Linked DNA regions of Homo sapiens: region 2 is linked to region 1. Evidence: chromatin loops called from intact Hi-C (ENCODE). Cell type or tissue: psoas muscle. All regions are shown on one strand. Each heading gives the region's core, and the rest is flanking DNA. Links, peaks and the distances in the headings are about the cores only.

The links. Hi-C counts contacts between places; a loop is a spot of excess contacts. Peaks named below come from ENCODE experiments on the same cell type or tissue, not always from the same donor. Only the 100,000 strongest peaks of a DNase experiment are listed, where the experiment ranks them.
Region 2: a loop joins it to region 1, with 2.1 times the contacts of the local background. A loop is called at or near these places in 2 of 110 quality-filtered maps.

What each region holds. Positions count from the first base shown.
Region 1 is chr2:71,781,328-71,789,652 of GRCh38, reverse strand. No RefSeq gene overlaps it. Among named protein-coding and RNA genes, the nearest start is that of DYSF, 320 kb to the right of the region's middle. In psoas muscle, for the core only: a CTCF peak has its summit at 4,534; DNase peaks (open chromatin) are centred at 4,032 and 4,537; H3K27ac peaks cover 1,595 bases.
Region 2 is chr2:71,875,630-71,883,954 of GRCh38, reverse strand. No RefSeq gene overlaps it. Among named protein-coding and RNA genes, the nearest start is that of CYP26B1, 270 kb to the left of the region's middle. RefSeq lists an enhancer at 2,298-3,497. In psoas muscle, for the core only: no CTCF peak of the experiment used is centred there; DNase peaks (open chromatin) are centred at 744, 2,954 and 3,944; H3K27ac peaks cover 3,814 bases.

The sequences.
Region 1 (8,325 bases), core at 114-8,113:
CCATTTCCATCTTCCCCATGAAGCCTCTGTTCTCTTACCGCCATTTTAAAGCTAAGGAAACTGAGACCTACAGCGCAGTGACTGCATTGACCGTCAGCTCTTGCAGGGGCCAGGCTGCCATCTAAAACTGAACTCTTGGCTGGGTGCAGCGCTCATGCCTGTAATCCCAGCACTTTGGGAGGCCGAGGCGGGAGGATCACCTGAGGTCAGGAGTTCGAGACCAGACTGACCAACGTGGCGAAACCCTGTCTCTACTAAAAATACAAAATTGGCTGGGCATGGTGGCACATGCCTGTAATCTCAGCTACTTGGGAGGCTGAGGCAGGAGAATCACTTGAACCTGAGAGGTGGAGGTTGCGGTGAACCAAGATTGCACCATTGCACTCCAGCCTGGGCAACAAGAGCAAAATTCCGTCTAAAAAAAAAACCCAAACAACAACAACAACAAAAACTAAACTCTCTGGTTACCTAAAAGTTTTAAAACCTCTTTTGCTATTACCCATGGGGTTGGAAATTTGGAAATTTTTCTTGCCAAGCTGTCCAAATCAAGTGCCTTCGGATGCCAGGGGGGCAGGGCAGGGCAGGAGCCCAGACAATCAGCATGCAGGCCAGGCAGCGAGGTCTTCCGAGGAGGGCGCAGCATTGGTGGTCCTCAGTCCTGCTTGGCCAGGATCCTACCCATCTCACCAAGGTCTCTGCCCCTCAGTCCCTGCCAGCTTCTATGCCTGAACAGCACCTCAGCTCTGCCAAACCCAATGTCATGTCAGCAATCAGAACTGGGGTGCTCTCTTTAGGCCTGCCAACCTGGGGAGATAGGCACAGCCAAATGGACATGGTGTGACTGACCCCTGGACTGGGGAGGAGAGCCAGAGTCTATGTCTGGCTCTGTTTATTTTTGGGCAAGTCATTTGGCTGCCCCGGGCCTCAGTTTCCCATGACGTAAAATAGGAAGGGGGGCTCATTACGACAAACAGACTGACTACCGTTTGTGGAACAGGATGGAAGGAGTCCACAAAAGCAAGGTGTGTCTTTTCAAAAGATCTGGCAGCAGGTACCAGAGAGCAGAGAGGCAATTCTGGGGGCTTCCTGGGGGAGGTGAGCTGTAATCCCAGATCCTGGAGGAGGGGAGGGACGTCAGCTCTGCAATATATAACTGGCAGAGCCTTCCTGAGCTAGTGCTTGAGTTGCTGGTGCGGGCCTGGTGTGCTACAACAGAGGCCAGGGAGGGGGCCGCCAGCCCCACAGGAAGCTCCAGCATGTTGTTGGGTAACTTCTCCTCCTGTTTTCTGGGAACAAGCTATTTGGAGAAGAGGGGGAGGGAGACTTTAAAGGCTTCCAGATGGGGGGCCCTTCTGCCCAGGCCCGCTGCTGCGCCGCCACAAAGTCTGTGCATGCTTTCTAAGAATCCCAGCAAACGCTAGTCAGGGAGGCTTGGGGAGGTCTTCTGGGCCATTCCCCTGCCTCTGTGATCCCCACTATCCCCAAGCTAACAGGGGGCCATATCCCATCCTTTAGTAGTCATCATAGTAGTTATTCAGGGAGTGCACAGACGGAGAATGTGGTGTCACTGTTGCTACCCTCTTTCCTCCCTGAGATGCTCTCAGTGTCTTGGCATCCCCTCTATCCGCTTCATCTGGCTGCTTTGCCCTGAAGGCAGGGAGATAGAGGGAAGGGCCTTCCTCTCCCAATACCAGGAGAGACCATTTTCCCAGAGAAGAGAAAACATATCCACTGTGGGGCCTCTGTGGAGGGGAGGGGTGGGAGCTAGGGATGGAGGGAACAAGGGGAAAGCAGCAACTGAGGCTTCCCAGGGGAAAGGAGAGGAGGGCTGGGATCAGCTGGGGGCAGGTCCAGCCCCTCCTGCAGACATCTCCCTGTGCACCCAGCCAGGGCTTGCTGTGGGGTGGGCTCCCACTCTTGTCCCATCATTCCATGATGCCCATGCTCTGAGACAGCCGCCTAGCTGCCTTTTAACCTTCTTACCATCCTGGCTCCCATCCTCTCTCCTGGCCTGTCCCCACCAGCAGCCACTCCCTGAGCTGGAGTGGTCAGAACATGCAGCCCTATCCTGGGGACACCTAGTCTCACCCAGGCTGCAAGGACAGAGCCCTGGAGAGGTCAGAGGAGGCCCAGAGCAGAGACATTGTTGTCAGGGCTCAGCCTGCCAGGATCCCTTACCCCTGTCAGCCCTGGCTGGGATTTGCCCACCAGCCTCAGGCTGTGGGATGGGATGGGGTGGAATGGGGAGGGGGGCGGGGGCAGGAAAAGGAGACTTTGAGAGGGGTCCTCTGCCCCTGGGGCCAGACTGGAGCTCTACCCGTATACTGCTGATCCTCTGGGTCCCATCTGGGAGACGGAAGAAGGGGGTCCCCAGGCCTGGCTGCCACAATGGGTTGGCCTGGTTCAGGGAAGAGCCCATCCCCAAACCCTGCCAGAACTCTGGGTCTCAGAAAGAGCATCAGGTTCCCCCAAAGCCTCTCTCCCCAGACTATTGCAACACAGATGAGAGGGCATGTTTGAGTCCATCAGAAACCCATGATGCACGCACCCCACGGGTGAAGGAGGGAGCATTCGTGCAGACCCAGGGGTGACCTCCTGGAGCAGAGCAGCTCCTTGTCCTGGTCACCGGCCAGCCCTGGACCCAGTTGGGAGCACGGGGTCTCACCCATAGGACTTCTGCTTGGAAGACGGAATGGCCCCTGGGGTCGAGGGAGGCAAAAGCTTCCCGGGTGTGCCATGGCTCTCCCTCCCGCTTAGGGCCCAGAAAGACCTGAGCTTTGGCTCTAAGGTCCTGCCCGGGTGGAAGGGGGACATGAGGGAGGGCCTCTGTGGGTGCTCACCCTTGGAGAGGGTCTGTCAAAAAAAGGCCCCAGGGAGGCTCTCCCTGAAGCAATGGACTGCTCTCAGGTGCACTGTGGCTGTCTGGCACAGCAGAGGCGGAATGGTAAGGTGGGGGGCTCAACAGAGGAGAATGCTTTGGCCATGCCAAGCTCCCACCAGGTCTGGGCCTTTCTGACAGATCACTCGTGTCCAGGTAGGGTCCTGGTCATGACTGACACCAGCAGGAAGCAGAAGGAGCCAAGGGGACCCTGGCTTGTGTGTTCCTGCTTCTGGCATCTTCCTTTCCTTTCCCGCTTTTCCCTACAGAGGCCTGGGTGAGACCACGTCAGCCAGTCCTGTCCTCAAGGACTGCCTTTGCAGGCTCCCCTCCAATGCTCCCCCTCTGTGGAAACTTCCTGATAGGTGTCCTCAGGCCTCCCGGTGGCCGTCCCCACTGCCGCCCTCCTCCAGGGTGCTCCCACTGTCCTCTCTCCTTGCCCTGGCCTTCCAGGGAGAGAATCCGGAATCTGCTCACCACAGGCATTCAACTTCTGACTCTCTGTTCTACTTCTATCTAAATCAACCCAGCTATATCTATTGAAATCCTTCCTGGGTCCAACCCTACTCTGCCTCTGCCTTCCACTGTGCCACGGACAGGTCCCTGTCCCTCCTGAGCCTCAGTTTCCCCTCTACAACAGGAGCTGAGACAATGGAGACTCTCAGTCCCAGTGGCTCCAACTTCCATGCGGTGTTTCAAGGCAGGCAATTTAAGGGGCAAATGTATGCAGATGGATATGCAAATGGGCATCTCCAGGATTTATGGGTGGCCTTAATTTCAAGGGGAGGAGGCGGCCTCAGCCTGGCTGGACCCACTAAATCCTGGCCGGTGTCAGCACCGTAAAGCACTGTGATGAAGGGCCGGCAGGCGCTGGGGGCGGCCCTGATTTACAGCCAAGAAGCCTCCTCCCCGCGGCCGCGCAGGCAAGCGCCACGGGACAGGGATGAGGAAGGATTTATGTCCCCCGCTTCCCCACCCCAGCAGCAGGCCGTCGGGAGAGCGGCAGAAGGTGACTTTCACCTTCAGAGCCATCACTACTCCGGCGGAGCAGCCGGGGCACTACCCCAGGAGGGGCAGAAGAAAGGCGGGGGTGGGTGGGGTGCCAGCAGGACCGCTGCCCAGCCCTAAGCCACAGCTGCCTCTTCCAGGCGGCCTTCCAGCACTGACACAGCCCTGGGTAGCCCGGCCCTCTGCCACCAGCTGTCACCTTCTCCAGTGGGGCCCCAGCGGCATCTGACCTACCTTCTCAACCCTGACAAGGTTCAGCCTGGAAGACTGAGGGGAGCCGCTCCACTGCTCTTCCTCTACAGATCAGTACTCCCCAAAGTCTAGCCTCACTCCCTTCTGCTGGGGAGAGAAAGAACTGCATTTGGATCTATTTTGGGTGGCCATAAGCAAGAAAGTTCTCCTTCATCTTCACCCAGCTAAAAGCTGTTTGCAGTGTCCTGCCCGTCCTCCCCACCCTGCACCATCAAGCAGGTGAAAAGGGTGGTGGGAAGGGACAAAAATCGAACTGCAGGCATCCCTCTCTCTACACGACTGCTGAATTCCTGAAGTTGCTGGAAAGTTAAATTTTGGAAAGGTGACACTGCTTCTCCAGTGACTCATCTGAGCGCCTCAGGAATGAATGATTCATCTGTCACTCATGTTGCTGACACCAGGGAGTCCTGCTGGGTGCCCAGGCTGAGACATCAGGGACAGAAAGCTCAGAGACAAAATTCCCCACCTGGTGGTTATCAGGGCTGCCCAGCCCCAAACTTTAAGGGCCGGCTTCCACCCCGGCTTGGAGTACTACCTCTCCATAAACAAAGTTTCATGTCCTGTTCTCATCATGAAAGGAACCCAGCCAAGAGTCCCTCAGGTAAAGAAAGTTTCCCTTTGGGAATGTAAACACATAAATCAAAGGGCCTAGTTCAGTTGAGCTGTTCATGTAGTGAGTTGTATGTTTTGAGCTGAGGCAAATGTGCCCTGGCCTTCCGCATGTGTGTGCCATAGACAGCCCAAGGACTTTGGCCTTGGGAAGAGATGTTTTCCTGATCAAAGGCTTCACCTTAGGGTACTGAGAACCTGTCTCCAGGCCCTCAGCACCTCCCTGCTGTAAACCGTGAACTCTGCAATATCTCCTGGGCCCCCCAAAAGTTCTGTGCCTCCCTCTGGCTCCCCTCAAATAAAGATCAAATCCAGTCACCATAAATGCTGCTGCCTTGAGCTCATCTCTGTGACACTCTTTTTTTTTTTTTTTTTGAGACAGGGTCAGGTCTCTTGCTGTGTCTCATTCAGGCTGGAGTGCAGTGGTGCAGTCACAGCTCACTGCACCCTCAAACTTCTGGACTTAAGCAATCCTCCTGCCTCAGCCTCCCGTGTAGCTGAAATCACAAGTGTGTGCCACCATACCAGGCTAATTTTAAATTTTTTGTAGAGATAGGATCTCCCTTTTTCCCAGGCTGGTCTCCAACTCCTGGCCTCAAGCAATCCTCCCGCCCCAGCCTCCCAAAGTATTGGGATTACAGGCATGAGCCACCACACCCAGCCTCTGCGACACTTAAATTATTTTGAGAACCAGACTATTTAAGCAGGATTTCTTATGATTCAGTAGAGATACCAAACTTCAAAGAAGTTTCTGCCTGTAGATTTGACCTAGAGATTGGCACCCACATTTCCACAGACCCAAGGCAGCAGGACAGGGGAAGGTGGAGGACAGGGGAAGTCACCAGAGAGAAGGGGAGGGCTGTGGGGAGGGCAGAGCAGGCACACTGATGAATACGCTCACCTCTTCCTTTCAACTCGGTCTGTTCAGGGTGCTTCGGTTGACAACTTGTGGGCCAAACAGAATCACTGTGAATAACTATGCAGTTTGGGCCAATCCCAGCACCCTAGTCCAGGGCTGTATCAACCCCAAAAAAGGGACACCTTCACCTAATTCATGCAAAGACTAACGGAAGCCCTGATGCCAGGCACTCTGTAGATATGTTTATGTCCATTGCCTCATTTAATCTCAGCAGCGGTAAATGTTACATCCCTGTTTGCAGGTGAGAAAATGAAGGCATGGCAAGGTTCAGTTACTTGTGCAAGGTCACATGGCTGATAATTGATGGAGGTGAGATCCCAACAACACTGTCCATTCCCCATCTCAATCTCATTCTTCTTTATTTACCTGTTCTAACTGTATTGTCACCTCCAACTCTGTCCCTTTAATGTTGCTGTTATAACCCACATGACCTCAGCCCTCATCTAAAAAGATTTACAATACCAAGTATTGCAAATAGGTGGAACAACTAGTACTCTCATAGATTGCTGGAAGGGATGTAAAATGGGACAGCTACTTTGGAAAACTATTTGTGAGTTTGTTCAAAAGTTAAACATATACCTACTGCATGACTCAGCCATCCCACTCCTACATACATAACCAAGAGAAGTGAAATAAGATGTCTAAAGATTTGTATCTGGAGATGGGTGGGCAGAAAGAAAGAGGGGGAAATGCAGAGGCAAGGCAGTGCTGGAGAGATGGGAGCATCCCTAGGCTGCCTCAATTAGCTGCATTCCTCTTCAATCCAAGTCAAAAGCTCTTGGGAGTCCCATGCCAACATCATGAGGGCTAATCTGTGAGAAAGGGGAAGCCACTGAAAAGTCTGGACAGTGCTCAGAGAGGGCCCACTTGTGGCCAGGCCTCCAGCTCTGGCCCCTGCTGGTGGCAAGGGCTGGGGTGGGGGCTAAGGAAGAAGCAGAGGTAGGAGTGGCCCAGGCACAAGAGAAGAGTCGCATGGCAAATAATTGGGCAGACAGTGGATGGAGGCTGGCTGAGAACAGAGGTTTGGAGGCCCTGTCATGGGAATTAGCAGCCTGGCAGCCATGTAGGTGCCCAAAGATCCAACCCATGCACCTGAGATGCTCATTATAGGCCCCAGGACTCATTCTAAGGTACAGTCCCAGGTGGGCAAAAGACCAACCTAACTGAATTTGCCCCCTGGATGGGTGCAAACCAGCTTCCAGGCTGAAAGTTTCAGGGAGCTGCTGCTGGGTGAGGCCAGGCTAGGGTTTGACTCCCTTCCCACGCAGACTGCACCCCACCATCCCAACGTCTGCCCCTGAACTGGTCATGGACAGCATTATTAGCCTGTGAGCCTCGGATTCAGCTCACCCAGGCTCCGAGCCAGAAGATTGGCCTAGAGGGACACAGGGAGCCTCTTCCCCTGCTGGCAACCAGAGGCTTCAGGTCTTGGTCTAGCAGGCTGGTGTGGCAGAGCTGAAGTATCCCCAAGAACCTCTGGAGGCAGCCCTCCCCACCCCACTGTCCTCTGCCCCTGCCCCTGGTTCCCTACTTCCATTTCTGCTCTCTGCTGGGATGGAAGCCTCAGCTTTCTGTTCCAGGTTGCTATACCAGCCCCTGCCCTGGCCCCCCAGAGCCCCACCTTGGCTGCTGTCTACCCATCCTTGGTGGCAATCAGTATGGAAGGCCAGGTCATTTATACCCCAAAGAGAAAAGATGGTGCCTCTTGGGCTATTTCCAAGCATCCTCAAAATGACATTAGCCCTAAAGAAGAGCTCGGTGGGGTTATTTCTGAGGTGGAAGGGCACCCTAACTCCCCACACCTAGCCCAATGTCCATTATCAGTTTGGAGTCATATCTGGGACATCAAGCAGCCCTCTGTCATTTAAGGTATAACAATGCCTTCCAACGCCAACCAGGAGTGCTCACCCTTCACCACCAGCATTTTGGATGACCCAGGTCAGCACCGGCTGAGGGCAGGGCTAAGGGAGCACCTGTTGGTTTGTCTGTTCTGCCAGGGTAGCACAGACTCCTTGATTGGATGGGAGATCTGCCTGTCCCCACCCACTCCAACTCGAAGTTATTCCCTGTTATTCTGTCCTTCGACTTCCATGCCACCCACCACACCTCCCACCTGAAACATGAACCACTCTCAGTTTCAGCTTACAGAACTTTTTCTCCTCATTTAAAGTTTTCCATTTTTGTTTTACTTATTTCTTTGTTTTAAAGATGGGGTCTTTCTCTGCCACCCAAGCTGGAGTGCAGTGGCACAATTATAGTTCACTGCAGCCTTGAACATCGAACATCTGGGCTCAAGTGATCCTCCTAAGTCTCCTCCTCTCATTTTTAAAAGCAATTTCTTTTCTTGTCCCAAATCTCCTCTCTTCCACTGCCTACCTCAGGCCTTCACACATTCTTTTCTGAACTCTAAAGTTCTTCCTCCAAGGTCTTCTGTCTTCCCTCCCCCTCTCTCCACCAGTGCAGCTGTTCAGAAGAACAATTATTTATTGCATGCACGCCACCTACTGTGTGCCCCAACCCACAGGAACTAGAGGCAAGACAGGTCTGTGTTTGGGTGAAGAATGGATGTGAACCAATAAATACAGCCCAGAATATGCCCATGGTACAGTCTAGGTCCCAGAGATACGGAACACTTCCAAACAGAGAGGCAATACCTGAG
Region 2 (8,325 bases), core at 220-8,219, 94 kb before region 1:
GTTTTCCTAGGCTTCCAAATCATTCTGGAGATCCCTCCGTAGAGGTGAGGGAGAGTTCCAGGAGATTTCTGCCAGACTGGGTCCTCTTACCTGGTTGTGATAGGAAATCTTTGCTCAGAGGCTGCTGTTGTTCCCATGTGCCCAGCTGTGGGTGCAGAGACTTAGGAGAGGGATCATTTCCTGGTGGGAGGGGGTGTTTGTGGGGTCTGCTGATTTCTCAGGTGGTGGGCTGTGAGCTGGATGAAGGTGAGTCCCACAGGGCCAAGGGCAGGCCCACAGCCCACCTCCACGTGTGCAGGAACACCTGAGCGATTCTGTAAATATGACAGACTTGGGTTGCAGTTTCTTCCACAATGCTAACTTCTTGTGTGGTCCTGGACAAATCCCTTATGCCCTCTGTTTTCACCTTTGGAAACTGGAGAACACGCACACCTATCTCACAATGCCTGGCACATGGTGGATCCTCACAGCGTAGTCAGCCACAGGCCAAACCTGCAGTCTGGTGGGGCATCCCACTGGGAAGCACAGCCCCAGCTGGGGACTAGGAATGGGGACGACTGGTCAGCTGGCTCTGCTCTGGACAAGGACAGCAGGGCTGGATGTGCAGCGAGGCAGGCAGGCTGGGCAGGAGATAGGGTGGCTCGCTGCCATGGCACGGGCATCCTGCGTGGCCTTGGAAAGCTGGCTGCTGCGCCTGGCCTCCCTCCCCAGCTGTTCCTTCTGTTTCAGATAAATAGTTTCCGCCTGAGCAGCCTCCTCCCTGCCACCCCCAGCCAGCTTCCTGTTGCAACACCTCAGCTGGACAGTAAACACAGGCCCTATCTGTCTCTACCACATCCCTGGCTCCCTGCCAGCCACAGGCTCACCCTCTTCCAGCCCAGCCCCAGCCAGATGTGCCCGAGGCTTCCACAGCTGTTCCCTTGACCCCTGAGTCAAAGCTCTCTCTGTCAAGGGATTGCCCTGTCCCTTCCTACCCTTTCCATATTAGCTCTGCCCTCTCCTCCCTATCAGGGCAGGAATTGAGACGGCGCTGGGGTTGCCATTTAATTGTAGTTTTCTCCTCCACTCTCCACTCCTTAGCGGCCTCTGCAGTCTCCAGCCTTTGGCAACACTATAAACAATGTCCATTGTGTCTTCACTGTGCCACCAGCACCCTGCATCCCAGATCCATTGGACTTGTCTCCCCTGCCAGGCACCCAGGACGTCTGAGTGCTCCTGGACTCTCCTGACTGGGAGGAGGAAGTCTAACAGGCCCACCCGCGTGAGGTGCTCCAGACTCAGCACCACACCCCTCCCAGGACCCATCTTCCTTTTAGGCTCACATATGGTCTTACCTTCCCAAGAGGGGTCACCTCCATCCTTTCTGCCCTCACCCTGGCCCCATCCAAGCTCCCTGGAGGGTGAGGTCCCCACACTCATTCCCACCGGGAGAAGAAGGCTTCTGTTGTCTCTGGGGCTCTAGGACCTTCTGGGAGACAGGTCCTAGTGTTGGGCATGAAGAAAGCAGGGCCTCTTTCTGGCCTGTGCAAGAGTTTGGTGCTGTAGGTCCAACCTTTCTAGGCCCCCACCTTCTCACCTTAGCATCCGGCCATGGCTTCAGCATCCCTGGGAGACAGTAAGGATGTACCTATCTGTCTGTTCATATGGCCCTAACAGGACACCAATGGATACTCACAGTTGCATCTCTCTTGTTCTTTCTCTTGCTCAATTTCCCCCCATTCTCTCTCTCTGTCTCTCTCTCTCTCTCACACACACAGACACACACACACATGCATGCACACCAGCACACTAGAAGAAAAGGAGGGGGTGCAACATTTTCAATAATCTTTTAAGATAATTTGACACAATGGTCATTCAGACCATGATGAAAAGATTATCTGGGGAAATGATGTGAAAAGAAAGATTCTTCTGCTCAGAATGCAGTGGAAACCTGAGGCTCAGCCTGAGCTGGGGAGAAGGCTTCCTCCCAGCCATCAGGGCTCAGGTTCCAGTCTCCCAGACCCGAGCCTCAGCCCCCTGCACTGAGCTTCAGAACTTGGCCTGGCTCCTGCTCCTGCACCAAGCCTTTCCAGAGCTCACCTCTGTTTCACCACAGTCCCTGTGTTGCATCTTAAATCCCTTTTCTGTAGTCCCAGAGATGTTTCCTCAACTCATTGTTCTCTCATTTGCCACAAGGTCCCAGTCCCTGAATTGATTGTGCAGGGTCAAGGACCTGATTAGAGAAAAGGACAGCTAGAGAAAGGGACTTAGAAATCATTCTTGCTATCCTCTTTTTTTTATAGAAGGACATAATTGAGGACCAGACATACTAGCTGGTAATGATAGCAGCTGAAATTTGCTGAACATTTAAATGACTTGCCCCAGGACACCCAGCGACTAAGTGATTCTCACCTGGGTTAGTCTGACTTCAAAGTCCAGTGCCTTAAACCACTAGCTGTACTGCCTTCCCTGTAGAAAGGAGATTTGTGAAGCAACTTGTCAAAAATCCCAGAACAAATTTTGGATGCAGCTGGCCCCAGAACCAAGGTTGCTGTCACTAGCTGTGCACTGTAAAAGGCGAGGACCTTGGTGAGCAACTGTGATGAGGGCAGGGCCAGACCTGGCCTGAAAACCTTCTGCTGCCTCAGGTCCTGGTTCCTTCCTTCTCAGACCCAGTTTGGCTCTGGTCTGGGAGAATGTCTGGAAGGGACCTGGGAGCCCATCTTGCTAACACTTCACTGTGAGTTGCTCAAGGTCACGGGAGAGCTGGGGCACAGCCTAACTCCCAGACCAGCCCTCTCTACCCTGGCTCCATTCTCTGACCCCTTCTGTGATGGGCCAGGGCTTTCCAGGGCCACGTCAGCTCCAAGACTATTTTGGTGGTCAAGATTTGGTGGCAAGTCCCAACAAGTCCTCTCTGAGGGGTTAAGATTAGCACAGGGACCTCAGCTATGACTCACAGAGGTGGCTGGGGTCAGGCCAGCCTGGCTCCTGTTACTGCTGTCCTCTGATTCACCAGTGGAAAAATGTTTGGCCCAAGACCTTTCCCCAGCTGCCAGCTTCCTCCCTCTTCCAATCAACTGGGTGCTGAAGAGTGGGGATGGGGCTTCCCCATTCCTCAGCCTCAGAACCTGGGCTACCAGCAGTAGCTGGGCAGCTGGTTTGGGTTCAGGGATTCCCTTCTTTGGGGCCACTCTGATGTTCCCAAAACCTTCTCTCATTTTATCCATATTCCTGGTCTCCCCAATATCTAGCCAAAGGGCTGCAGTCTACCTTCTCTGCTTCAGCGAGAAAACCCCAGGTCAGGAGGGGCCTGGTGCAGTCAGGTTCTGTCTCCACCCTGCTGAGACCTCTCAGAGTTCGCTGCACCTATTCAGGTGTGATGGCCTCCCTGTAAGTGTAAGGCATGCACCATGTATGTGTCTCATGTCACTCTCACAATCTTAAAGTCAGGGAGGTGTCAGTGAATTAGCTGTGTGTGTGGGTACACGTGTGTGCACGTGTGTATGCACACATGTATGTAGAGGGAGCATGAGGAAGGAAACTAAAGGGCAGGCCTGGATAACCCATAGGGCTCCTAGCACCCTGAGTTCAGAAATCCCAGGTCAGTGCTGGCAGAACTCAGTTTTCACCATCTATAAGAGAAGAGTTTGGACTTGATGGCCTGGAAGTGTCTCAGCCCTGCAGGCCAGATTTTCCAGAGCCATCTGCTTCTCAAATGCTTTGCCTCCTGAACCACCCTTGGTCTTGTCACACACAGACGTGGCTTGGGGCTACAGATAGACAGTCATCATATTCCTAAGCTCCTTTCCAGGTCTGCATCCTGGAAGCACCTTTGAAGGGGCAGCCACGGCCGTCCGCCAGGCATCCCTGACCTCTCCAGAAGGCAGAAGGGAAGAAGCTGGAGGAAGGGGAGGGGCTGACTTCCGGTAAAACCTCGTGATTTCTGCCAACAATCAATCAGCAGCCGCCTTTCTGGCCCCACCCACTGCCACCCCTGCCAGCTTTGGATTCAAGTTGGCTTTCACCAAAGGCCTCAGAAGCCCTGGAATGGCGAGTGCAGTGGTCATTGTGACATTTCTTTTTCCTTCTCTGTTTTTCAAGAACATGGCAGAGACGTGGCTGCTGTGGAGCTGTGACTCGTGAATGGAACAGTCCTGGTTGGAAGGATCTGGGGCCTGGAATGTGCTGCTGTGGGCATCAGTGGAGCTGCCATGTGAAAAGGATGCCGCGTCCCCCTCCCCAGCATGGGGCAGTGAGCAGGGGCAGTGAGCAGGGCCAGCAGGGAGCAGCCTTCCCGGCATGCTGTGCCTCCAGGGACACAAGGGATGGAGGGCACAGTGGGGTAGGTCCCGGCAGGGAGGAAGGGTACCTGCTCCTGCCTCTTGCCTGGCATGAGGCCAAGCTGGAGAAGGGTAGTGGGAGCCCAGAGCCATCTCTGCAGCTGCAGAGTCCCTGGGACCACCTGCCCAGGAGCCCAAAGGCTGGTTAAACAAAGCAGCTAGCCCTGGAGAAAAGGCTGGACGGCAGCCCTTCAGAATACTGTAACCCTTCTATGCAGACAGACGCCGCTTAAATAATCAACAGAGGATGTGAACAGATGCTCCAGCTGGGTCAGGGTCCCGATCTCACAGGGTGGGGCTGGTGGCCGTGTGAGCTGGTGCGCAATAAACAGCAGTGTCCCTCCAGGGGCAGGGAGTGGTGTGGGCGGATGATGGCTTTAGATGGATAGTGTCAGCGGTGAGGAGGGATTGTTGTATAGAAGAAAGGATGATTCGGAAACCATGATGGAGCCAGAGGGAAGGGGAGGTACTATGACATGTCAAGACAAATCCACACAAGTGGGATCTCCTCGCCCATGAATGAGTGGTCCCTGTAGCCCCTAGTCACTGAGTGCTGAGGACACTGAATCCTCAGGGTGTGTGGCAGGCTCTGCTATGGTGGGTGGCTGCACCCTACAAAAGCTTTAGCTGAGCTGGGGCTCCAGGCAGGTCATGGAAGCTATGGCCACACACAGGGTGGGCTCAAGCCAGGGCAAGAGGTTGCCTCTCTGGCTCACCCCAAGCCTGCAAGGCAGGTTTGGCTGTGCTGCCCAAGGCCACCCTGTGTGTGGGGAGCACAGCTGGTCTGCCTGGAAGAGCCCGGCATGACCCGCATCCTCCCCACTTTGTTCCTGTTGCCCCTAGGGACCAGTGGGGCCAGTTCAGGTTGTTCCAGCTGACATCTATCAGCAAACAACACACCCACCCTCACTGGCCAGGCCTTGTTTACACCACCGCCTTGGCTCCAGACCTGAGCATCACAGGACACAGGGTGGAAATTCAAGGGGGATCTCATAACACTGCCTGAGAGGAAGCCCATCCATCAGGCGCCTCCCAGAGTCACACAGTCTCTCTTCCATTGAGGGGAACAGCAGGTGGGGTCTGTGGGTACCTCTACAATCTTCTGCATCCTTGTCCCTACTTTTGATGGGCTAGTAACAGGGCAGGCACGTGGATAGTGGAACAGCAAGATAATTGAGATGACAGAGACCTCTCTCACATCAGAAGGAAACCTCTGGGACATCACTGTCACCTTCCAATGTCAACCTCTGTACCCACTTCATGGTAGGGGATCCCTATGATTTCTAGACACAACAAACTCATCCCTGCTTTTGGGACACTTCTCCACCCCAGCCTGCGTTGCCTAGATACCTGCTACATACCTGTCCAGGCTCAGTTCAGATATGACTCTTCTAGGAAGCCTTCATGGACTGCCCGCCTCACAAAATTTGTGTCAGGCACCCATGTTCCTCTGTGCTCCCACAGCCCCCTGGGGATCTCATGCTGTAGCATTTGTTCCTCTCCGTTGACATTGCTGAGATGACCACATGAACTCTATGGCCTGCCTGCTACCCTGTGAACCCCGCACAGAGTGCTGGGGAAGAGATGAAGAAGGCACAGTCTCATCCATCCCCAGTTTCTAGGATGTCTTGTCCGTGTGTTAGTGCTATAACTGAACACCACAGACTGCACAATTTATAAAGAATAGATATTTATTCAGCACATTTTCCTGGAGGCTAGGAAGTCCAAGAGCATTGGCACCTGCTTCTGGTGAGGGCCCACCTGCTGCGCCATGACACAGCGGGAGGCATCACGTGGTGAGACAGAGCAGGCGCACTTGCTCAGGTCTTCTTCCTTCCTTCCTTCCTTCCTTTCTTTCTCTCTCTCTCTGTCTTTCTTTCTCTCTTTCTTTACTCTCATTCTGTCACCCAGGCTGGAGTGCAGTGGTGCAGTCTCAGCTCACTGCAGCCTCCACTTCCCAGGTTGAAGCAATTCTTGTGCCTCAGCCTCCCCAGTAGCTGGGATTACAGGCGCCTACCACTGTGCCCAGCTAATTTTTCTGTATTTTTAGTATAGACGGGGTTTTACCATGTTAGCCAGGCTGATCTCGAACTGCTGACGTCAGGCGATCTCGAACTCCTGACCTCAGGTGATCCGCCTGCCTCAGCCTCCCAAAGTGCTGGGATTACAGGCATGAGCTGCCGCAGGAGGCCTCTTCCTGTTTTTATAAAGCTATCAGTCCTATTGTGGAGGCCCCACCCTGATGACCTTATCTAATCCTAATTCCCTCCCAAAGGTCCCACTTCCAAATACCATCAACGTATACATTTGGGCATTCAGTTTCCAATACATGAAATTTGGAGACACATTCAAACTACAGCACAGAGAAAGGCAAATATCTAAATTACTGTTAGAGAATGATGGCCTCACTCATGCCTGTGGTTGACCTGCCAGCAACTTTTCCTTCAGCTTTATCACCATCATCATGACGGTCACCAACCCCATCTTTTAGTACAGCTGTATTGAGGTATAACTGAGCATATAATAAGCAGCACCTATTTTAGGTGCCCAGTTTGATCATGTCTGACATATACATACATCTGTGAAACCATCACCACAATCAAGATAATGAACATATTCATCATCTCCAAAAGTTTCCTCCTGCTCCTTGGTAATCCCTCCCTCCCTCCCCTCCAACTTCCACTCCTTGTCCCTGGCAGCCACTGCTTTGCTTTCTGTCACTATAGATTAGTTTGCATTTTCCAGAGCTTTATATAAATGGAATCATACAACATGTACTCTTTTTCCTGGCTTCTTTCACTTAGCATAATTATTTTGAGATTCTTCCAAGCTGTTGCATGAATCAGTAGTTCATTCCTTTTAATTGCTGACTAATGTTCCATGGGATAGATATACCAGAATTTGTTTATCCACGCACCTGTTGATGAATATTTGGGGTTTTTCCAGTTTGGGGCTATTACAAATAAAGTTGCTCAACATCTGCGTATGAGTCTTTGCACAACTTTGTATAGACATATGCTCTCATTTCCCTCATCACTGCCTCCCCGCATGGACACCTCCAATGTGGGAGCAGGGACCCTGGTTGGGAGGACATCCTGAGAGGGATGTGGGAGAGGAGGAAGGTGGGAAACACCTTGCTGAGGCCTGGCTGGGGCCTTGTACAGGCCCCCAGGGGGAGAGGTGGGGCATCCTGGGAGGTGCCAGCTTTCACACACCCCACACACCCCTTAGGGGCTCCTGACTCGTCCTCCCCAGGGTCTCTGCCTCCACAGGTGGCTGCTTATGGAGCAAAGTTTTAGAAGCTTCCTCACTTGTCCCCCATTTAGAATGGAGAAATATCCACCAGCACCATTCTATTCCCACTGGGCAGAAGGCAGGGACCCTGCCTTCCCTCCCCAAGATTGACATCCTTCATTCCTAAGGGCGCACACACACACACACACACACACACACACACACACACACACCCTCTGCAGCAGAGGGACAGGAGCTGCCGGGCTGAGGGCTTAGAAGGTAAGAAGTCCCTCAGACTCCCTGCAGGTTCTGGCTGGGAGGTGGAGTTGACCTGAGATTCCTGCTCTCACCTGGAAGCAGCTGCCCAGCCCAGCCTCAGGTGACCGAGTGGCAGCTGACATACTGAGGAACTCGAGAAAGCCCATCGCTTTCCTGGCTGCTTTTAATCCCTCAGTCTCTCCCTCTTCCCCTGGACCTGAGGTCCAAAAATCCTTTGTGCCCCTAAACCTCCCACATTGGGCCTCCCTGAACTCTTCCCCACCTGGACAAACCCCAATTCAAACCCCTCTCCCTCCAGCTAGCCCAGCCACGAGCTACCCCCTTCCTTCACTTCAGGGCCTCCCCATCTTCAAAGTGAGCCATTGCTGTCCTTGGGCCCATTCCCAAGGCCATTCTTGCTTTCCTCCCCCTTTAAGAAGTTTCCTTTGATCAACTCAAGTCAAATCAACCTGATTTGCCAAACTTTGCCCTTTTTCCCCCGAGGCCTGTG